Regions from separate parts of the Homo sapiens genome. Here region 1 is linked to region 2. A link is a loop called in an ENCODE intact Hi-C map of the cell type or tissue named here. Cell type or tissue: dorsolateral prefrontal cortex. All regions are shown on one strand. Links, peaks and the distances in the headings refer to the core of each region. The heading gives the core; the rest is flanking DNA. Region 1 overlaps DYM (dymeclin). Region 2 overlaps DYM (dymeclin).

What was found. Hi-C counts contacts between places; a loop is a spot of excess contacts. Peaks named below come from ENCODE experiments on the same cell type or tissue, not always from the same donor. Only the 100,000 strongest peaks of a DNase experiment are listed, where the experiment ranks them.
Region 1: a loop joins it to region 2, with 10 times the contacts of the local background. A loop is called at or near these places in 40 of 110 quality-filtered maps.

What each region holds. Positions count from the first base shown.
Region 1 is chr18:49,245,276-49,257,532 of GRCh38, reverse strand. It overlaps DYM (dymeclin), which reads left to right. Exons shown (of 18, transcript NM_001353214.3): 13 at 429-523. Among named protein-coding and RNA genes, the nearest start is that of MIR4744, 200 kb to the right of the region's middle. RefSeq lists an enhancer at 6,405-6,584. In dorsolateral prefrontal cortex, for the core only: a CTCF peak has its summit at 6,487 (motif pointing left); no DNase peak of the experiment used is centred there.
Region 2 is chr18:49,408,964-49,421,220 of GRCh38, reverse strand. The region is part of intron 2 of DYM (dymeclin); the gene reads left to right. Among named protein-coding and RNA genes, the nearest start is that of DYM, 46 kb to the left of the region's middle. In dorsolateral prefrontal cortex, for the core only: a CTCF peak has its summit at 5,659 (motif pointing right); no DNase peak of the experiment used is centred there; H3K27ac peaks cover 728 bases.

The sequences.
Region 1 (12,257 bases), core at 2,117-10,116, 160 kb after region 2:
GTGGGGCTATTGCAGATACACATTCATGTTTTTTATCTGAAACCCTAGGAGCCAGCTATGTTTTAGAAAGCAGAAGTTTTTGGATTTTAGAAAGATAATTATAGTTTATATACTCTACTATGTGTAACCATTAGGGCCTTAAGTAGCATGCTGTAATTAAACGTTATATTTCTGTAGCAAAATATTTCAATATTCACCATGGAGGGAATAATGAAGACTGTCAGGAACATCATCATTTTTTGTGTTGTGGAAAAAACTTTGAATTTTCAGTGCTTTATGGATTTAGGAATTAGAAAAAAGAGATAGTGGATCTGAACTTTCTAAAATCAGTGACAACTGAGTTTACATTTGCTTCTATTAATAGTTAACCTTGGTTAAAATATAGAGAAGACTTGATTGTATGTTTTACACCCGCTGTTTCCTCACAGGACAAGTACCTTCACACAAATTGTTTGGCAGCTTTAGCAAATATGTCGGCACAGTTTCGTTCTCTCCATCAGTATGCTGCCCAGAGGATCATCAGGTAAATATGAACTTTAAAAGAAATACTGATTTGCCTCTGGCTGAGCTATTAAGATGGATACTATGGTGGTTCCTTTTTAAATGTTACCTGTGAGGACTATCAAATTTTCCTACTTAATTTTTATCACCTTCTTGTTTGGTTGAAAATAGCTCGTTCCATTTTGTTTTCTAACCTAACTTTTTGATCAAAGTTAATTGTATTTACATTCAATCTTTTTATAAAATGTAATTTTAAGTGTAATGTTAGTTTTTTAGAGGAGCAGGTATATTTCTTAGTAATGCAAATTAAATATGAATGTATTTGATGCGCATTTTATAGAGCATCACACTACACTTTTAAGGATTTATCTGTGTGCGTTTTAGAGAATTTTTATAGCAGTTCACCCGTGTATTAGTTTCCTATTGTTGCCATAACAAATTACCAAAAATTAGTGGCTGAAAGCGCAAACTGGTCATTTTAAAATTCTCTAGTTTAGAAGTCCACTGTGGGTCTCACTAGGCTAAAATTGAAACAGAGCTGCATTTCTGTCTGGAGGCTGTAAAGGAGAATCTGTTTCCATGCCTCTTCTAGGTGTTGGAGGCTGCCTGCATTCCTTGGCTCATGGCCCCTTCCTCTGTTATCAAAGCCAGCAACAGTAGATTGTTGAGTCCTTCTCATACCTCATCACTCTGACCTCCTCTTGTGGTTCCCTCTTCCATGTTGAGGACTCTTGTGATTTCCTGGACCCTTCCTGATCCAGGATTATCTTCCATCTCAAAGTCAGAATCATAATCACAAGGTCGCTTTTGCCATGTAAGGTAACATTCATAAGTCCAGGGGATTAGGACATGGACATTTTTGAGGGAGCCATTATTCTGTCTGCCAGAAACCCTTGTCTCTTCCCCACCCATTGCCAAAGACATGACTTTTTTTTTTTTTTTTTTTTTGAGATGGAGTCTCGCTCTGTCACCCAGGATGGAGTGCCGTGGTGCGATCTCAGCTCACTGCAAGCTCCACCTCCTGGGTTCACGTCATTCTCCTGCCTCAGCCTCCCGAGTAGCTGGGACTACAGGTGCCCGCCACCACACCCGGCTAATTTTTTTTTGTATTTTTAGTAGAGATGGGGTTTCACCCTGTAAAGACATGACTTTGAAGGATAGGAAAGCTAACTAACCAGTCATAAGTGAATATCATTGCAGGGCTTTTTAGCATATGGGGGTACTTTTTTGACTTCCTGTAGGATGTTCAGTGTTGTCCAAGTAGGTCTCAAATAGAACCCCAGTGAAGTCATATTGTTTCCTTTAATTCTTACTTTTGGGGCAATGCAGGGTTTCTCTTCTTCTTTTTTTTTTTTTTTTGAGACAGAGTCTCACTCTGTCACCCAGGCTGGAGTGCAGTGGTGTGATCTTGGCTCGCTGCAACCTCCACCTCCTGGGTTCAAGTGATTCTCCTGCCTCAGCCTCCTGGGTAACTGGAATTACAGGCACACGCCACCACGCCTGGCTAATTTTTGTATTTTTAGTAGAGACAGGGTTTCACCATGTTGGTCAGGTTGGTCTCAAACTCCTAACCTCATGATCCGCCCACCTTGCCTCCCAAAGTGCTGGGATTACAGGCATGAGCCACTGCGCCCAGGCTTTTCTTGTTTTTTTAAAGACAGGGTTTCACTCTGTCAACCAGGCTGGAGTGCAGTGGAGCAACCACAGCTCACTGAAAGCTCAAACTCCTGGGCTCAAGGGATCCTCCTGCCTCAGTCTGGGCATGTGGTTTTGACCATTCAGTTTTGTTTAGCAGTCATTGGTGGTGATAACAACTCCGTATCACTTTTAAATGCTGATCTCACATTCTCTTCATTGGTTAGCCATTGATTGACCTGGGCTCATTTTTAACTTACTCAAAATTAAGTTGTCTGTTTATCTTCAGAATTTAGTACAGGATATTTTGCATTGACTCACTATTTAATTTATGTCTGGTCTTAATACATTCTATTAGATTGTTTTTTGGGTTTGTACTTGAGAGATCATCTAGTTGACTGACATTGGAATAATGTGAACTTCACGATTTAAAATAAACATAGCAGTCTCCTCCTACCTTGGAGTTTTTCAGGTATTCTGAAGAGCCTTTAGTTTCCAGGAGTTAACCTTTGTCACCATGCTTTATTTCACCATAACAGAGTTAATGATTTCTGTGCTGCTTTGTAGGCTGTTTTTCTGTTTATGTGCAGTTTTATAATGGTTTCATGAAGATTTCATTACACAATTAACTTTTCTCAAATGATAAATGAACATTTAGCTTGTTTGATATGAAAATGCCAAATTAGCTGGTTGATAATTTAAGTTCTGATAAAATACATTTAGCACGATTAAATGTTTTTGAGATGCAAACAATTTTTTAGTTGGGAAAAATGCATATAAAAACACTGTGTCCAAGTTTTAATCTGTGATGGCAAAAGTAGAAAATAAACCAATCATATTTGAAGAAATAAGAAACATAGTTTAGATTTGTGATTTGAGAGCATTTAGATTGTTTATCATCAATAATGAGTAGTGCTTTACTTCATTTTAATAGATTGTTAGTTAGCATAATATGAATAACGAACTATGTTAAGCAATGCAAGAAGTATCAAAATAAATAATAAAGTTTCCTGACCTCAAGCAGCTTGCATTTCAGTAGCAGGAATAAGACCAGGACCCATCTATGTGTGTATATATATATATATATATATATATATATATATATATATATATATGATACAAGGATCTTTTATACAGCAGAATGTTATATGAAATATATATTATTATATCTTAATATTACAATGAAAGAAAAATTGCTATGGAGGGGGTGAATGGCTGGTTCCAAGAATGGCAAGAAGGCTTCTCATTGAAAGATTAAGCAGGGTGGCTACAGAAAGATGACATGATAGATAAGAGAAACTGGCCTGATACAGCAATCATCAACTACAACAAACCAAAGCAAAACAAGAGAGGGACTATGGTGAGAGAGCATGATTTATATGTAGAAAATAACCAGTTTCATGGAACTGGCATGCTGTGGACCTCTATGGGGATCACAGGTGAGAGGCCTGAAAGAAACAGCTGGGGCTATTACTGTGGAGGGGCTTAAGGGTTGGACTCACAGTTTAGAATAATCGAAAGGAATGGAGAGAAAAGAAGGTCTTTTCTTAATAACAACAAAAAAGAAAGTGTGATTGAATGAGTTTTTAAGTGGATTTTGAAGAAAAGAATTTAAGGTAAATTTCTTGAGTCACCTGTTTGAGCAGATGATAGTATCATGGTCTGTTTGTCGCACTGAGGGAAGTGTAGTTCTACCCAGCTCCCACATGCTGCCAGCACTTTTCTTGTTCAAGGACCACATTTGAGTAGCCGGTGCGGACCAGAGCATCGTGTCATGCAGGAGGGAGCTTGTTGGAAGTGCGGAGTGTAGGTGTGGCTTTTGACCTACTGGATCAGAGTCTTCTTTCTAACAAGATCCCCAGATGATTTGTATCCACATTAAAGTTTAGAAAACACTTTTGAGTTTTGGCCTGGAAATCATTATGTATTTCCTGAGAAAATATTTGTCTTGAGCTGGAAATGGGGGCCAGCTTTTTTGTACTTTGAGGAAACTCATTTCCTACTAAATATTTGTGTTTAGGGTATAGAAATGTAAAGTATGATAAGGGATGCATGACAAAAACTGTTTAGATACCCAGAAGGGTTATTACAGCAGTACAACTCAGAATTCACCAGATGCTCTAGTAACCACTTCAAGTGAGAAGTAAGCAGTTTTCATATACATGATTCCTAAATCCTCTTTTAGAAAGAGACTACACAATTTTATATTTGTCAGTTGCAAAACTTAGAAGAGTCAGTATTTCACATGATCTTCAACAAAATGCAAAACAGATAACATGTTACATTGCTATGAAAGGATGTGGATAAATCTTTGAAAAGCCTCCTTAGCTGGACATAAATGTAAGGAATGATTCCTTACAGTACCTAGGCTGTTGCTCATACTTAATGACCATGTGCCTTCTACAGACTCTTGGTGTTCTAGGAGAATCACAGATCTAATTTGAGTTTTGCTTAACTTTGTAAGTCTTTTGGATATGCCATAAGTGTGCATATTTGCTGCGTTCTTTATTTGGGATTATGAGGTTATTGAATTTCAAGACATTTATAAAGAGTAGATTATATGCAAGGCATTGCTTTAGATTAGAAAGATACCATTTACTTCCAGCCCTTAAGACTGTCCCTTATTGTCTCTCATGTCCCTCCACTGGCTGTTTCCTCTGGCTTCTCCTTCACCCTTTGATTAACAGGTAGTTTTCTCTAGTATCTCATTCTGTCTTGTTTTCTTCTGTCTTTACACATTTTCTCTGGGAGATCACATATATGTCTATGACTTTATCTACTGTCATTTGTATACTGAAAATCACCTGATAATGGTTAGGCTTTGTGTCCCCACCCAAAATCTCATCTTGAATTGTAATCCTCATAATCCCCACATGTGAAGGGAGAGAACAGGTGGAAGTAATTAAATCATGGGGGCAGTTTCCCTCATGCTGTTCTCATTCATGATAGTGAGTCTCAAAAGACCTGATGGTTTTACAAGGGGCTCTTCTCCCTTGGCTGTGCCACTCTTCTCCCTGCCACTTTGTGAAGAAGGTGCCGTGCTTCTCCTTCACCTTCCACCATGATGTAAGTTTCCCGAGGCCTCCCCAGCTGTGCTGGACTGTGAGTCAATGAAACCTCTTAACTTTATAAATTACCCAGTCTCAGGCAGTTCTTTTTTTTTTTTTTTTTTTTTTTTTTGAGGCAAGTCTCACTCTGTTGGCCAGGCTGGAGTGCAGTGGCACAATCTCAGCTTACTGCAACCTCCACCTCCCAGGTTCAAGCAACTCTCCTGCCTCAGCCTCCCAAGTAGCTGGGATTACAGGTAGGTGCATGCCACCATGCCTGGCTAATTTTTGTATTTTTACTAGAGATGGGGTTTCAACATGTTGGCAAAGCTGGTCTTGAACTCCTGGCCTCAAGTGATCTGCCCACCTTAGCCTCCCAAAGTGCTGGGATTACAGGTGTGAGCCACTGTGCAAGCCTCGGGCAGTTCTTTATAGCAGCGTGAGAACTGACTATAACACCACCCAAATCTAAATTCATAATCTAGATCTTTCTCCTTCACTGTACTGGCAGACAGTACAATGTAGAGGATAAGCACATAGCCTCTGAAGCCAGACTGCCAGGGTTTGAGATCTCAGCTCCAGAACTTTACTACCTATGGAATCTTGGTGATGATGTTCTTTACCTTCTCTATGCAGCAGTTTCCCATCTGTAAGACGGGAGCGGCAGCAGCTGCTATCTCAAAGGATTATGGTGAGGATGAAGTGCGTTGACATTTGTAACGGCCTCGCACATAATTTGCCCTGAGTAAGCATTAGCTGGCTGAGCACCAACCCCACTAGGTTCACCACCTGGGTATCTCATGCTTACTTCAGACTTTCATTATGTTTAAAACTGAACTCGTTTTCAAACCTACTCTTCCTTTTAAATCCCCTGTCCTAGGTAATGGCCCTCACCACAGTCACCTAAATTGCCAAGCCAGTTCTGTAACTTTTCTCCCTTTCTCTCAAATTCTATCTTACTGGACCCTGAAGTTGTACCTAACTGCCATTGTAATTTGCATGTATATGCTCTTCTCTTTCTCCATGGCTGCTGTCTTGGTTCACATGTGTGTCGTCTTCACCCACACTATGCCAGTAGTCTGACTGGGTCTTTTTGCCTCCCTACTCACCCCTGCACACTGCTGTATTCACTGGAAAAGCAAATCTCATTGCTTCTTTTGCTTAAAAATATTAAATGGCTTCCTATTGCTATCAGGTTAAAAATCTGACCTGTGCTCTTCACTGTGATTTTGCCCCCCAGGGGACATTTGACAATACGTGGAGATTTTATTGTTATTGCCAGAAGTGGGAAAGAGGTTGCTACTGACATCTAGTGGGTAGAGGCCAGAGATGTTGCTAAACATTCTACAATGCACACTACAGACCCCACAAGAAAGCATTACCCAACGCAGAATGGCAGTAGTGTCAAGGCTGAGGATCCCTTTCTTAAAGTGACATAGTCTGGGCCCTGCCCTTTGCCCTTCGTCTTCAATTGCCATTTGCCATATACCCACTGCTTCTGCTTTACTGAATCATTACAGTTCCTTGCTCTTTCACAGCTATATCGCTGAATCTAGATAAATGTGGTCTGGAACTAGAAAAAAGTTGAGGCAGTTCTTTGTGTCACCTCTTTTTTTCTGTAGGTTTTTCTTTTTCAACCAGCTTCCCACCCCTTTATTCCATGTCTTTTATCTTGAACCTGCAGTGGCTTCTTCAACTTGCTGAGGTCTCCCCAGTTCAGCTCCTAGGCCTTTTGTTTGGACCAAGCTGCTGCTAACATAGTTGTTTCATATTCCCCATTCTTCAGATTACAAAGAGAAAGAACCCATTTGGCCCTCTTCATCTCTTCGTAGCAGCCCATGGATCACTGTCAGTTTCTGGCCTAGGGGCTAGTTACTGGGGCTAGAACAGGAAGGAAAGACCCAGGAAAGGAGAAAGCTACATGTTAGAAGATCTGGATATGGTTACCTGGCTTCTTTCAGAAGTAGGTGTGGGAAAGATAGAACTTCCAAGTCTTACCTGTCCAGTGTAGGTACTTACAACATACTGGCCTGGCCTGGAGTTGCAAGTCCTGTTGCTTAAGCAGAGTAATAATTACTGGAGATAAAAGACTTATTTTATATTTCTTTGCATTACTTTACAGAGAGTTGCTCTCTCTAGGCACACAATAGACTTTTAATAAATAGTTAGTGACTGATTCTTAGAAGATGGGCTGGCATCTGGAATTTAAACTTAGTTCTGGCACCCACTATTCTGAGACTTCATGCAAGTTGATTAGCATCTGGCTATATTTTGCAGATGTCTGCTGCCGCTTGAAACTAGTGAAGTTGATGATCTGGTGTCCATAAGATGCTTTAGACAGTGCCAGACTCTATTGAAAGCTTTCTGGGTTTTCACACCTCTTGAGAATAAAGTAATACAAAGTATAGATTAGGTTTTAATTAAAACAATTTTATGAGAGCAATACAGTTATTTCTGATAAAATTTAATCATGCAATTTAAGAACTTTAAAATTCTCAAATCCATGACTTATGCTTTCACTTTTTCTCACAGCCATCAGGAGTGAGTATATACACTTCAGATTTTAAGTGTATGGTTGTGCAACTTCCGTGTAGTAGTCTCAAGCTGGCATTTTATATGAGTTGCCTTTTCCTGCCCTGCACTCATGATGACACATATTTTAATCACCCAGCATTTTTTTGAAGACTACAAAACAGAAGTTGGTTGTTGAACTACGTGGTCAGCTCCTCTATTTTGGGCAAATAAGATCTTTTAGACCATTCAGGCTCATGGAATTAAAGAAAGAAAGACAATTTGCCCCCAGCCTTCATTTAAATAATTCTTTAATAGTAACTTACCCCAACAGGCTTCCTCACTTCTGTTCCCACTGAATTAAGTTTTCATGGGTTTTTTTCTCAAACATGAAAGGGAATATTAATAAGCAAATTGACCTATTTGTTGGGATGAATTTATATTACACACACACACATGCACAATTCAAATATGTAATAACATAATATATGATTATGATAATTTTAGAAATATTGCCTTATTTTTTAAAAAGTCCATTTAATGATAAATTTATACCTGCCATCCTCAGTGTCTCACCACTTATCTCTCTTGTGTTACATTTAAGGCTAGTTGAAGTCTGGAGGTTTAGACAGTCGAGGGTATTGACTCTTCACAGCTGGTAAGTGGCTATCCCAGGTTTGTCCAGATCAAAAGCCTGGCTCACTCCAAGAATGGCAGAATACTCTTTCTGAGAGTGACTCGCTCACCATGGGACCATGGATCCAAACTCCTGGGATTGATCTGGAACAGACAGTTCTCTACAATCTAAGGTAGCCGTGCCCTTGGTGGTCATTCAGTTTGCTTTCCCCTAGCCCTGATTCCACCTGCCTCCCAATCTATCTAAGTACCTAAAGTTATAGTAGCAAAGACAGGAAGGTCTTTTCCACTTTTTTAGAACTGACATGTTTGAGACAGGTATGGATGTGTTCAGGTATTACAATACATGGTATGTGGAAATTATCCTGGAAAAGAGTGATAAGAACTGTGTGTCTTTTAGCCTGAGACAATAATATTTTTTATATCTAATCCTTGATATTAAACTTTATTTTTAATTTAATACTTATGAATGCCTACCACTGCTGAAGTCCTCTTTAAGATATGTTTTTATTGCAGACGAATGCCATTTGTTGTATCTAGAAATTAAGTGTTATAGTTGGTTTTTTTTTTTAAACTTCGATTTTATTTCAACCTCATATTATTGTTAGCACTGTAGTCAGGAAATTATTTCTTTAGGGAAGGAATTATCTGATGGTAAGAATTGTAATGAATGGTTCAGTTCTGTTTCCAAAACCTTGCTGAGTTATTTAACTTATTTTTCATCTCTTGAATGAGATATCATACCTACTTCATTTGAGTGGTGTAAGAGTTAATGATGGCTTGTAAAGTCTTGCATCTCTATTTTCTCTATTATAGTATTATAACATTTTTGAGATATTTTGAATCTAAAAATAAATCTGGATAACATCTCTACAAAAGAATGTATTGGTCTCTGCTAATATTGCAAGATTCTGATTCCCTGCCCAATGGATTTTTGAATTGCCTATATTCCCCAAATATTTTTCTAACAAAGAAAATGAAGATCTCACTGAACATAGATAGAAGTTTTTAATAATTGTTTTATTGTAGATTGGTAGGAGATCTGAGCAATGGCTTGCAGTATAAATACTTCTCTTAAATGTATATGATTTCATTTTTTAAAAGATAGAATTAGCTTGCTCTTGCCCAATGCCCAGGCAATAAAAAGGTTCCAGTTTCTTCATTCCTTTGGTCTTTGCTGATCCTTGTTTGATCTTGGCATAGCAGTAACCAGGAAAGGAAGGAGGAATGTTTGTCTTGAAAATCTGGCTTCCTGTATTTCCTACAGCCAGTGGTACTTTGAAGGCAGCTAAGTTTTTCAGGGAAATCTGGCTTGGTTTGCTTTTTTAGTTTAGTCCTTTCTTAAGGAGTTACATTGAGAACATTTAGACAGCTCCTCTCTGAAAATTTATAAGTTTCCAGTAGAAAATGGTTACCTATTCAAAAAATTGCTAGTATTGTACAACAGGGTGTCTTGGCAGACTTGATGGGACACAAGAAAACTTCATAATTGGTTTAATTTCAGTTTAGACTGCTGGCACATTCAAAATGTCAGCTTTAAAGAAACATGTCATATGTTTATCAGATTGTTTATTTCTTATAAGTAAAGACCTTTGTGGACAAAATTGCCACACAGCAAATTAAACTTTAAAATAACTTCCATAGAGCTTTATTGAATGTCACCATCATGTTACAGAGGTAACTTGGTGTGGTTCAACTTTGTCCTCTTAGCCATGAATTATTAAGCCTCCATTCCTGTTTATTTTTATGAAGGTTGTAAGATTTTTACCTACTTTCAAGCTAACAAGTTTACCTGCTACAGTTTTGTAGATTCTGGTAGGACACCCAAGACTCCTGGGTCAAGGACAAAGGACAGTTTGTTATTGTCCTTTTTTTATATTTTTTATCATAAATTATTACTCGCAGCAGTAGTAGGAGCCAGAATATTCATTTCTTGTGTGGTTCCCATACCCACAGGGCAACATGACAAGGGCCAGGTGACACCTGTAAGTGCAGTGGGTTGCAATACAGGAGCGGAACCCAGAGCTTGGGAATCCCCAGTCTTTTATGATAGCCTTCAAGCACACCTGCCCAACCTTTGCTTTGAAGGGAGACATCTTTAATGTATTTGATAGTAAACTACTCTCTGCTCTAGAGAGAGACACCATCTCTGTCTTCCAAGTCTGTTCACTCTACAAGCATCCACGCAGAGATAGCCCGGAGCACAAGGCTGCTAATGCCTCTGCTTTTAAGATGTGCAAAACATGAGAGAGTGGGGAATTGTCTCCCAACACTCCTTACCTAGTTATGAATTTCTGTTGCCATTGGAAAAACCTGTCACTGTTTCAGTAAGGTAGCCAGTTGATACTGCTCTAGGTTTTATCTCTCAGTTGCTAATGCATTGTATTTAAATATCTTAGAAGAAGCAAAGGATGGAATGGCCTCATTCCTCTTTGCTTTGTACATGTGTCATAATGAACCTCCAACTCAGATGTCAGTGTCATTAACTCCACCTCTAAAGCCTTATTTACAAGTCATAAAATTATAGACTTAGAAGGACCTTTAAAGATCATCTAAGGCAAATTTCCACATTTTACATATGGGAATATTAAAATCTCGAGTTATGTGACCAGTCCAAGTGAACACTGTTGCAGAAGCAGACAAAAAACCAAGTCATCTAGGTTCATAGCCTAGTATTTTTCCCAGAACAGAGAGAAAAGAGGCACGCTTTCTCTCTGTCTTTTACAAAATTGTGATATTTGATATGTTATAAAATGCTAAGGCCAGATAAGAAAAATAGAGTGACTTAATAAAGCATTTTCCTTCTTGATGAATTGCATGTGTTTCATGGACTTTTAAAAAGTACCTTTTCCAAGACAAAGAAACAGTGTTGTGTTAACAGGAGAAATGGGAATAAACAAAGGTAAAAAGATTTAAAGTGGCTCACGTGTCCAATGTAAATACATACTGAATCAGATGTTGCAGAGATAGGACAAACAAGGGAAGAGAGAATGCTTCCTTAGGAGAGACAAGGATAGTTTGGAAAAGCTAGCTTTAAAAAGGTAGGTAGATAACTCCCTATCACAAGTATTGTGAGTTTTCCGAGCATTTACAATTTGTTCATTTGTTCAATGTCCTTCAGTTTCCTCCTTTACAAACTGGGACTACTGTCCTAGGGCCACTGTGAAGACTAAATGAGTTAATACATTTAAAGTGCTTAGAATGGCATCTGCTGAATAGCAGTCACCTATCGGGGGAACCAGCCCCCAATATTTCAATGTAGGTTCTTTTCTATTTTTCCTAAGTGTCGGCTGGTCTGAGAAATAAAGAGAAAGAGCACAAAGAGAAGAATTTTACAGCTGGGCCGCCGGGGTTGACATCACATATCGGCAGGTTCTGTGATACCCACCTGAGCTGCAAAACCAGCAAGTTTTTATTAGGGATTCTAAAAGGGGAGGGGGTGTACGAACAGGGAGTAAGTCACAAAGATCACATGCTTCAAAGGGCAATAAAAGATCACAAGGCAAAGGCAAAATTAGAATTACTGATGAGGGTCTGTGTCCCACTGTGCACACATTGTCTTGATAAACATCTTAACAGGAAATAGGGTTCGAGAGCAGAGAACCAGTCTGATTAGAATTTACCAGGCTGGAATTTCCCAATGCTAGTAAGCCTGAGGGTACTGCAGGAAACCAGGGCGTATTTCAGTCCTTATCTCAACGGCATAAGACAGACATTCCCAGAGTGGCCATCTATATACCTACCCCCAGGAATGCATTCCTTCCCCAGGGTTGTTCCTTGCTGGGAAAAGAATTCAGCAATATTTCTCCTACTCGCTTTCTGCAAGAAGAAAAATATGGCTCTATTCTGCCTGACCCCACAGGCAGTCAGACCTTATGGTTATCTTTCCTTGTTCCCTGAAAATCGCTGTTATTCTGTTCTTTTTCA
Region 2 (12,257 bases), core at 2,091-10,090:
AGGGGTCAGGGACCCACTTGAGGAGGCAGTCTGTCCATTCTCAGATCTCAAACTCCGTGCTGGGAGAACCACTACTCTCTTCAAAGCTGTCAGACATGGACATTTAAGTCTGCAGAACTTTCTGCTGCCTTTTGTTCAGCTGTGCCCTGCCCCCATTGGTGGAGTCTACAGAGGCAGGCAGTTCTCCTTGAGCTGCGGTTTGGGCTTCCCGGCTGCTTTGTTTAGGTACTCAAGCCTCAGCAATGGCAGGTGCCCCTCCCCCAGCCTCGCTGCCACCTTGTAGTTTGATCTCAGACTGCTGTGCTAGCAGTGAGCAAGGCTCCGTGGGTGTGGGACCCTCCGAGCCAGGCGTGGGATATAATCTCCTGATGTGCCGTTTGCTAAGATTGTTGGAAAAGGGCAGTATTAGGGTGGGAGTGACCTGATTTTCCAGGTGCTGTCTGTCACGGCTTCCCTTGGCTAGGAAAGGGAATTCCTTGCACTTCCCTGGTGAGGTGATGCCTTGCCCTGCTTCGGTTCACGGTCCACAGGCTGCACCCACTGTCCTGCACCCACTGTCTGACAAGCCCCAGTGAGATGAACCAGGTACCTCAGTTGGAAATGCAGAAATCACCCGTCTTCTGTGTTGCTCATGCTGGGAGCTGTAGACTGGAGTTGTTTCTATTCAGCCATCTTGGAACCTCCCCCCAAATTTTAATTTTTAACTTTATTGTATACAATTGGATTGGGCCTTAGAAGTTTACCTTAGTTTAAGCCAGGTGTGGTGGCTCTTGCCTGTAATCCAAACACCTTGGGAGACCGAGGCAGGTGGATCACCTGAATTCAGCAGTTCAAGACCAGCCTGGTCAACGTGGTGAAACCCTATCTCTACTAAAAATACAAAAAATTAGCCAGGCGTGGTGGCGGGCGCCTGTAATCCCAGCTACTCGGGAGGCTGAAGCAGGAGAGTCACTTGAACCCGCGCGGCAGAGCTTGTGGGGAGCTGAGATCGCGCCATTGCACTCCAGCCTGGGCGACAAGAGCAAGACTCCATCTCAAAAAAAAAAAAAAAAAAACGAATTTTAACTTAGTTTATAATTAATCTGATGGCTTGGATTAGATGTATTTTATATTGAAGTGGTTACTTATTCTTGCTTCTGAGATCCTTGGAAAATTAAAGGTGGCTGTGGATTGGTGAGAAAGGTCATACTGGGGATGAGCTATAGCATCAACAACTTTTGAAATCATTTCCTTAATCCTTGCAGAATTATCACTGAGTACTGCTGCTCATGTGATAGTGATACGACTTAGAGGAAAAGAGGGCGAAATGGAGAGCATGATTTATTGTCCAAAATAATTTTTCTTTTCACTTATGTAAATTCTAAAGTAATTTATAAAGCTATTCCAAATTATAGTATATGGTTTTTACATTGAAATATACTAAAGTAGACTTAACTAAATAGAGATATGTACCATGTTTAAGGAATAAGGAGACTATTGTAAAAATGTCACTTCTTTTCAAATTGACCTATAGATTGAAGACAATTTGAATTAAAATTCTGAAAGCCTTGTTTTGGAAGATTGGGGGATCTTGATAAGTTTATTCTGAAATGTGTATGAAAAAGTATAATGAACAAGAATAACTAAAATACTTAAGAATAAGAATAAATGTATGTGTATGTACTTGATTTATGTGGAGCTGGCATTTCAGTGGGGAAAAAGATGAACTTCTTAAAAAATAGTGACGGGAATAATTTGTTAGCCATTTTTGTCGACCTGTGCCAGTGCCTCACAGTTTAAGTTATTATGGCTTTATAGTTTGTTTTGTTAATTATTATTTTTACTCAAATTTTATTTTATTTTATTTTATTTTTTTAATTTTTGAGACAGAGTCTTGCTCTGTCGCCCAGGCTGGAGTGCAGTGGTGCAATCTCAGCTCACTGCGACCTCCGCCTCCCAGGTTCAAGCAATTCCCTGCCTCAGGCTTCCGAGTAGCTGGGATTACAGGTGCCTGCCATCACGCCTGGCTAATTTTTGTAGTTTAGTAGAGGTGGAGTTTCATCATCTTGGCCAGGCTGGTCTTGAACTCCTGACCTCCTGATCCACCTGCCTTGACCTCCCAAAGTGCTGGTATTACAGGCGTGAGCCACTGCGCCTGGCCACCATTCTCTTTTCTTAAATCACCCAGGTGATTTAAGAGAAACGTATAAAGGGATCTTAGAAAGTGAAAAAACTGTAAAGTAAATAAACTGCATTGTAAATCTGTGAGAGTATATTTATAAAGGTTTCTTCCCACCCCCACCGCCACAAGTGAGTTTACATGATAGAGGTTTCATTTGTGGTGTTGCATATACTTTTGGTCTGTCACTTTCTCTTTGGCACTGCCCTGCTCCTCACTGATGGTATTTGATATTTGACCTTGGGACTGAGTAGGCTTTGAGGTAGCAGGTGCCCCCTTGTTGACAGAGTCAGGGGCCAAAATTACCTAGTTCATGAATTATTCAGGGCTAAGATGAATCTCAGTAGAGGAGACTCTGAATCTAGATAATTCTGAGATTGTTCACTCTTGGAATTCGTTAGATACATATGTGCCGTCTTCAAGTAAAGTCCATTTTTGTAGCCAAAAATCGATGTTTGCTGCAATTTTTAGAAATACTAATAAGGCCTTTAGGACGAATCTAATCCTTCCTTACTATTAACTGTTTTTAGCATCAGAGTAATCAGATTTTGTAAGAGTTTCCAGGTGTGGTTCTAAAATCTTTCTTAAATTATTTAATAGTTTTTATTTTTTCACCCTGTTAAAATTAGTTGTGCAGCAAAGATCTGAAACAAAATGAAGAATAATTAAAGACTAAAGGTTAATAATATACACTGTTTTTTTCCTAAATATTTTAAACTACTTATATGACTGATTTTATACATGTTTCTAAACTACATAATAGCAACAAAAATGAAAAACAGACCTGTACTTATTATTTTTTGGTTCATAGGCATCTGAGGCTATGGTGTGTGTGAACATAATCGTGTGTCATGCTTATCATTGAGAACTGCTGGACCAGATGACTTATCTCTGAGTATCAAACTGTTATTCATTTATTTGTTTCTCAGGCTATAATAGTTAGCTGGATATATGATGTCTCTTGTCCTTAAAGGCTTATAATCTTTTTTTTTTTTTTTTTTTCAGACAGAGTTTCACTCTTGTTGCCCAGGCTGGAGTGCAATGGCATGATCTCGGCTCACCACAACCTCTGCCTCCCGGGATTAAGTGATTCTCCTGCCTCAGCCTCCCCAGTAGCTGGGATTACAGGCATGTGCCACCATGCCCGGTTAATTTTGTATTTTTGGTAGAGATGGGGTTTCTCCATGTTGGTCAGGCTGGTCTTGAACTCTCGACCTCAGGTGATTCGCTTGCCTCGGCCTCCCAAAGTGCTGAGATTACACGCCCAGCCAGAGCTTATAATCTTATCTGTAAATCAGCAAACAAGTATGGTGAAATATGATAAAGGGTGTTATAGAAGAATTGCATTTTATGCATATGCAAACAAATATGCACATATATCCCTTCTCTTTTTTTGATAAATAATAGCATGTATATTATACACACTTTTTCACTTTGTGCTTTTTTTCATCAGTTATATCTTGAAGAGCCTTCTATATATTAACTTCCTCACTCTTTTTAATGGGGGGGCATATATACCAAAATTAATTGGATTTACCATTTGGGTTTTACCATTTGGATTGCTTCCAGTGTTTTGTTATTACATATAATGTAGCAGTGAATAGCCTTATACAAGCTGGGAACGGTGGTTCATCCCTGTATTCCCAGCATTTTGAGAGGCTGAGGCAGGAGGATCTTTTGAGACTAAGAGTTTGAGACCAGCCTGGGCAACATGGCGAGACCCCCATCTCTACAAAAAATAAAAAAATTAGCTGAGCTCGGTGGCTTATGCTTGTAGTCCCAACTACTTGGGAGGCTGAGTCAGGAGGATTCCTTGAGCCCAGGAGTTCAAGGTTGTAGTGACTATGGTCAGGCCAATGCTTTCGCCAGCCTGGGCAACAGAACAAGACCCTGTCTCAAACAACACCACCACCAACACCACCGCTACCACCTTATACATATGGGTAGAAGTGACTTCTTGTACTATAAAGGAAACGTGGCCAGATGACTTCTAGTAATGCTTCCAGTTTGTGTTGAGAGGAATGGGAATCAAGTGTAATAGGTTGGGAATGTAGAAATTGCTTCCCAACATAGTTCATGATGCTTCAGGGTAAATTGATAAGGCTGCTTGGGTCTAGAGTGGTCTGGGGCTCTGAAGGGTGTAGGGGCTCTAACTATGAAAGGCTGAACTGGGAAATAAAAATATGTCCACCTGTTACCTATTTTTGGCACACTTGTTAGAAAGCTGAGGATTAGAAGTAGGGTCCCTTGTAGGCTCTTGTTGAGTGGATTTGGAGAAAACATTGTTTCAGAGACATTATTTTTTTAAGTAGGGTGAGTAGGTGGAAAGTGCAGGAAGAAAAACTAGGGCAGGAAAACAAAATCTGAGACATCTGCAGCAATATACCTGTGATGTGCTGAAGGTCTGAATTTCTATTACTGTGTAGGAAATGGAAAGTCCTACATCTCAGTAAGTGTGTGTAACCAGCTAACAGCAGTATAGAGAATAATATCTTTAAAAAGTTCTTTTGTTTTAAATTAACACCTGATTTGAGTGTTAATACTTAATGAGCTTAGAGTTCCAGATTTGAGAGCAGCTCTGAGCAGTATAGCAGCAGCCTGAATACTCTTCTCCAGAGGAATTGTTTTGCTAAAAGGTGCAGTGACTTTGGGTGAAGTGTGAAGAATGGAGACCATGTAGCATGGCAGGGGGAACATGGATTTTGGAGCCAAACTGACCTTGCCTGAGCTCCACAACTGACTAGTTTGTGAATTCAGGAAAGCTGCTTAATCTCACTGAACCTGTTGTTGCTTTTGTAAAATGGAAATAATAACCCCTACCATGTAGATTCATAGGGATGATGAAACACTATCATGCATGTAAAGTGTCTGACTTTGCTCTTCTTTCAAGGAGTAATTACCTATTAGTTTACAAAGACCTAGGACTCTGTCTTGAGAGTTAGTCTAAAATATTTGAGGAATGAAAATAAGCAGCAGAAATTTAACCAATTTTCTGATGACCGCTTTATCTTGATGATTGAAAGTCCTGTGCCTCTTTTGAACTAATTGTTCTGCTGTTTTAAAAATTAAGCCAGACAGTGATTATAGTAATAGTCATCTTTGTGTATAAGCAATCTACCTTTTTTTTTTTTTTTTGAGTCAGAGTTTCGCTCTTGTTGCCCAGGCTGGAGTACAGTGGCACGACCTTGGCTCACTGCAGCCTCTGCCTCCCAGGTTCAAGTGATTCTCCTGCCTCACCCTCCCAAGTAGCTGGGATTACAGGCACATGCCACCATGCCTGGCTAGTTTTATATTTTTAGTAGAGACAGGGTTTCACCATGTTGGTCAGGCTGGTCTCGAACTCCTGGCCTCAAGCAATCCACCCACATCAGCCTCCAAAAGTGCTGGGATTACAGGCATGAGCCACCATGCCCAGCCACACCCTACTTTTTATAAAGGCTACTTTTCAGAAAACTTTACTGTGTTACAGAAATTGTATTATGTGTACTGAGCACTAGATGGTGCTCATATAAGGCAAAAAGGGCAGCTCTTGGCACAGTCACTTAAAACTAATTTTTCTAAGTACCAAAGTAATGCATGTTCATTTTTAATACTTTAAATACAGAAAAGCACCAGGAAGGCAAAAAAAAAAAAAGATAAAAATAATAACAACCAAGAGTAACTTGTTAACATTATGGTGTATATCGTTTTAATTCTCTCTCATTTTTAAAATTTTTTTAATTTTTTTTTTTTTTTTTTTTTGAGAGACCCAGTCTCACTCTGTCTCCCAGACTGTAGTGCAGTGGTGTGATCTCAGCTTACTGCAACCTCCACCTCCTGGGTTCAAGCAATTCTTCTGCCTCAGGCTCCTGAGTAGCTGGGACTACAGGTGTGTGCCATGCTCGGCTAATTTTTGTATTTTTGGTAGAGACAGGGTTTTGCCATGTTGGCCTGGCTGGTCTCAAACTCCTGACTTCAGGTTGAAGCAGGAGAATCGCTTGAGCCCTGGAAACAGAGGTTTCAGTGAGCTGAGGTCATGCCACTGTACTCCAGCCTGGGAGACAGAAAGAAACTCCACATCAAAAAAAAAGGAAGTATTTTTTTGATTAATATACCTAAAAAAATAGTTATGGAATGTCTTCTAGTTGCTAGGGACTGTTTTTAAGGACTAAAAACATGAGTGACAAAGTCCCTGCTCTCATGCAGTTTATATGTTACTAGAGGAGATGAGCGATAAACAAGTGAACAAATAAATATGTTAAGTCATTTCTGGAAGTGTCAAGTGTAAGGAAGAAAAGCGAAGCGGAGTGAGGTGATGGAGAGCAATAGCTTTAGGAGATTTCTTTAGCCAGAGAGTCTCTGGGAAAGCAGCATTTGAGCAGAGACATTATGATGCCAGGGAGTGAGCCATGCATGTTTTGTGGAGAGTATTCCAGGTAGAGGGGCAGCGAGTGTAAAGAGGCTGAAGTGGAAGTAAGTTCTGCTTGTTAGAAGAGCAGCAAAAGGCCCGTGTAGCAGAACAGCCAACACGAAACAAATAACATAAGGACTTGGCTGTGTGAAAGATCTTATAAGTTGTATGGTATTCCAGAGATGAGCCTGTTTCATTATCACTATTTGGGAATTGAGTCTAGTCTGCTATAATTTACTAACTATCCTATAATATGGAAAGATTTTATTCATGTTTTTTTTATTGTGGTAAAATAAACATAAAATTTACCTTTTCAACCATTTTTTAAATTATTGTTTTTTCGTCTGGTCCTCTTGACTCTTGTAACCTTTTCAACCATTTTTAATTGTACAGTTTAAAGTACATTCACAGGGTTGTGCAACCATCCCCACCATCCCTTTCCAGAATATTTTCATCACCTCAGATAGAAATGCTATACCTATTAAACAATAACTTCCCATCCTCTCCCTCCAGTTTCTGGTCACCTCTATTTTTACTTTCTGTCTCTATGAATTTGACTACTCTGGGTATTGTCATATAAGTGGAATCATACAATATTTGTCTTTTTGTGACTGGCTTATTTCATGTAGCATAATGCTTTCTTTCTTTCTTTCTTTCTTTTTTGAGACAGAGTCTCTCTCTGTTGTCCAGGCTGGAGTGCAGTGGCGTGATTTTGGCTCAATGTAACCTCCGCCTCCTGGGTTCAAGTTGTCCTCCCGCCTCAGCCTCCCAAGTAGTTGGGATTACAAGTGTGCACCACCATGCCCGCTAATTTTTGTATTTTTTAGTGGAGACGGGGTTTCACCATGTTGGCCAGGCTAGTCTTGAACTCCTGACCTCAAGTGATCTGCCTGCCTTGGCCTCCCAAAGTGCTGGGATTATAGGCTTGAGCCACTGTGCCTGGCCTAGTATAATGCCTTCAAAGTTCATAATCCATGATGTAATTTCCTTCCTTAAGTCTGACTAATTACCCATTGTAGTTATATACCACATCATATAATGTTTTCTAAACTTCAGTTTGCTGTACTCTTATCCTTTTAAAGGGCTTCCATTTCTCTTTAGCATTGTTAGTTTCCACTTGTCACTTTGACTTTTCTTTCAGGGATTTTTCTTACATGATAAAAAATTTAATTCTACTGAGATAAATGATAAAATAGAATGATAAAATGATATAATGATAATATAATTCTGCTAAAAGGATTCGCTAACGTAAGCATCATTGTTACTTTACCAGTTATTTATTGAGCTCACTGTTTGTCAGATGCTGGACCCATTGCTGTAGACACCTCCATTTTTTTAGTTCTGTTATTGTTATTCAAGTCTATTATTCCCACGTGTGAGAGAACTGAGGCCTAGGAAGGTTGTCTAAAGCCACACAGTGAGTAGCAAGTAAGGACCAGATTTAATTTAAACCAGGTTTATTTGTCTAAGTCCAGAGAGGAATTCCGTTGACCATCATGCCACACTGTCTCCTTGGGAAGCACAGGCTAATCTGAGACCCAGTTTCATGTAAGTACTAAAGAGCTGCAGCATTAAATCGTATGGTAATCTTTGAGAGTAGAACCACCAGATTATATGTTCACATTTTCAAGCATTTTTCAAAGCTGCAGATCATAATCAGAGGAATCTTGAGTGCCATCATTTACAGTGATCACACAAGCTGATGGGTAATCTGTTTAGTATTTTCACCTTGCCTTGAGTAGAGTGTATCTTCTCTCTTTTTAAGCAGAGCTGCCTGAATGATCCTTTGTCAAAGTTTCTTAGTCTGTTTCCTCAGTTGACACACAGGAAGAGAGACTTTTGTTTAATTAGGTCACGTTTTTAACTGACAGAAGCAAGTGATTGTAAAATTACTTTCTTCTTTGAATCTTTGATGCCTGTCTCTGTTTCTATATTTTTAGGCTCTTTGGCACACTTTATGTTCAATTTTATTAGAACTTTTCAAGTTGAAAAATCTGCTCTGTTGTAGAGGTGGGCCTGGGATCGCTGCTAAACCATCTTCTAAATTCTGTTTTAACTTTTTCTTTGTAGGTTTGCTTGGTTGGTGACCAAAATAATGTACTAGGCTGTTTTACTCAGGGAATAAATAATTTGAGACTTTTCTTGGCATCTTATTATATTTTTCAAATTGAGGGACCACAAGAAGTTCAGTTTTTACATCTTGAGTCAAAACCTTTATTTCCCATTCTTTCATTTATACCTTTCTATGCAAAAATCATTTTAGAAGATGCTTAAGTTTTCCCAGGATTAATCAGTCCCTTAAACTAAAAGCTTAAATGGGGGAAATATATCCTTTAAAGCATTAAAGTAAAGGGACATGTAAGTTTTACTGCAGGTGCACCCTTGATTCCTCTTCTTTCTCACTGTGTTGGTTGGAATTTTTTTTTTTTTTTTTTTAAGTCAATGTTTTTCTCTTTCTTGGGAAAATAAACACCGTATTATCTAGCATAGTAGTTGCTGACATTTTGACATTTTAATAGTTATATTTCCTTTCATTTTGGCAGTTGAATGACAGCATATACGATTGTCTGTGAATCACATGAATGTAAACACCTTTTTGGTTCTGCATGGGTGCGTTAAAAATTGCTATAATTTATATGCAGTTTTTGTCCTTTGACTTTTTCCTATTAATAGGTCCTCTTAAAACATTAACCTTCCCACAGTTTAACCACTGAATTGGCTGATTCTTGTTAGTTTTGTGAATGATTTCTGTAATTCTCTTTGCTAAGGTAAGGGGGAAAATGTCTTCAGAAGTGCTTCTGTCCTTTCCTGAATCGTTACTTGTTGATTTTTTCAGGTTATATCTTTGACTAACATTATATATTTATCAGAATTTGTATGTTGTTGGCTGAAATTGACATCATTAATATAAAATGTCAGTTTTGAAAGAATTTTATGGCGGAACTTTCAGCTGAAGGGACTAAGGATTTTCAGTGTTTATGTTATGAAACTTACAGTTTGATTGTTCAGCAAACCTGTGTTCAGAGGTCTGTTATAACTTCTCCCCCAACAATTTTTTTGCCTATCTGCTTTTCTTAAAAATATTTGAGCTATTAATTTCTCACTTTTCATTATTGAGATTCATATATGAGAACGGTGTGCCTAAAAGTAAAATAAAACCAGTCTAAATTACAGAAAACTGTGAAGTAGGGAATACTTAATTTAAAATTTTAGCTTCCCGACCACACTATAGTTTATGATTTCATAGCAGTTACAAGAAAGTCGTCTATCATCTTACCATTTTCCTTATTAGATTTAAAATTTTGTTTTCTTCCAATTCTTTATAATTCACATAATTTTTGCATGATTGGAATTATAATGTAGATATACTTTTTATAATAATTTATGTGTGACACAACTTCTTTTAGGAATATATAGAAATTCCAACTAGTTGCTGGAGTGTTTCTAGGTTGATATTATGTGGGTTTGCCTTAAGAGTATCTCATTTAATATTATTCATATTGAAAGAGTATTAATCTGGAAGTTAAATATGTTTATTCTTATACCGTGACATTGGACAAGTTACTCTGCTTCTCTATTTCTGTCACTTGTAAAGTGAGGATACTCCCATTTCCTCGGTCAACTTCTCAGGGTTTTTAAAAGAAATCAAATGAAATAATAAAGGTGAAAGAACTTTGAATAGTGTATATAGGCCTGTACAAAATGCAAGTTATTTCAGCAAATTTATTTGCATATGGACAATAATATGCTAACATCTTTAAACACATTTCTTTTGTAGAAGGTTAAATAATACTTTTTCTAAATCCCCTCTCCCTTGTCAAAATGATTTCTTTAAAGTATAACACAAAAGTCAGTTTCAACTCAATTTGTTTAATTTTAATTTTAATTTTAATTTTTTTGAGACAGGGTTTTGCTGTATTGGCCAGGCTGGAGGGCAGCTCATTGCAGCCTCCACCTCCAGGGCTCAAGGAGCAGCTGGGACTACAGGCACTCTACCATGCCCAGCTAATTTTTTTTTTTTTTTTGGTAGAGAAAAGGTCTCACTATGTTGTCCAGGCTTCAACTCAATTTTAGACAAACAGCCCCCAATCCTGAATTAGTAAATTTCAGATCAGTGAAGTCTGCTAAATGTATATAATAAGACTTTTTTTTTTTTTGAGGTTGTGGTGTTATTATACAACCAATTGGTAAGCTTTTCTTCTAAGAGTATATATTATTCAACTTCTTATTTTTTTTTAACCTTAATCCCTGAGGACCAACACCATGGCCTGGCAGTGTCCATTGGTACCTCTTATAATACTTAAAAATCCAGTGACTGGGTACTGTGGCTTATGCCTGTAATCCCAGTACTTTGGGGGTCAAGGCAGGAGGATTGTTTGAGGCCAGGAGTTCTAGACTAGCCTGGGCAACATAATGAGACTCCATTGCTACAAAAAAAAATTTGCTGGGCATGGTGGCACACACCTGTAGTCTTGGCTACTCGGGAGGCTGAGGTGGGAGGATTGCTTGAGCCCAGGAGTTCTAAGCGGCAGTGAGCTGGGATCATGACACTGTAATCCAGCCTTGGGAATGCATCGAGACCCTGTCTCTAAAACACACACACACAAAATCCAAAGTGTTCAGATGAAGAAGAAAGAGACAGATGAGTTAGTAGAAAAGCAGATTGAGATGACAAAGGAAAAAAGTGTTGGATGATAGAAACCACTAAAGAGGCACAAATCGTTTCTTTAGGTACTACGTATAGGCTCCACGACCTAAGTCACAGAACATCAGCTGAGTTAGCTTAAGTGTGCTGCTTCTGTTGACCCCAGTTGTGAGTATTTCACTTGCAAACTGTAGCCTGCCTGACCTGCTACACCAATTGACCAACATATTGTAAATACCTCTTGCATATTTTCATATGTGACAATTATCAGGACTAGGTATTTAGTTTATTAGATGGTCCATGTTATATATTTATTTTTATTGTGGAAACTTGAATTCTTGAACTACAGGCTTCATATGAAAGAGGCTTTTTTTCCCTACCAACAAATATTTTTTCCTTATTAATTTGCCAGGATGGGAAAACTAATTGACATCCAACAGTGGTACTCTGTTGATGAATGAAGGGATACATGCTTTAACACCAAGCTCTGGTCTTTTTATTCCATCATTCATGAGCTGTGGTGGGGTCTCCCCTGAGTTGTGGTGGAGAGCAGATCTACCATCAAGGCCATGGTTGTTTCTCTTCCATCACCTCCTGAATTGTGGCTCATGACATTTGGAAGCATTTTCTGCTTAAGCAGCAATATAGTCAATCATGTGTCTTTATAATGAACAAATATAATCCAGAATTTTTTATTTAATATTTGCTAAGTTTTTTTCTTTTTTTTCTTTTTTTTTTTTTTTTGAGACAGAGTCTCACTCTGTCACCCAGACTAGAGTGCAGTGGTGCAATCTCGGCTCACTGCAACCTCCACCTCCCAGGTTCAAGTGATTCTCCTGCCTCAGCCTCCTGAGTAGCTGGGACTACAAGTGTGAGCCACCATGCTCGGCTAATTTTTGTATTTTTAGTAGAGACGGGGTTTCGCTATGTTGGCAGGCTGGTCCTGAACTCCTGACCTCAGGTGATCCACCTGCCTCGGCCTCCCAGGGTGCTGGGATTGCAAGTGTGAACCACTGTGCCCAGCCCACATTTACTGAGTTTTTACTTTTTCTGTCACAACTGAA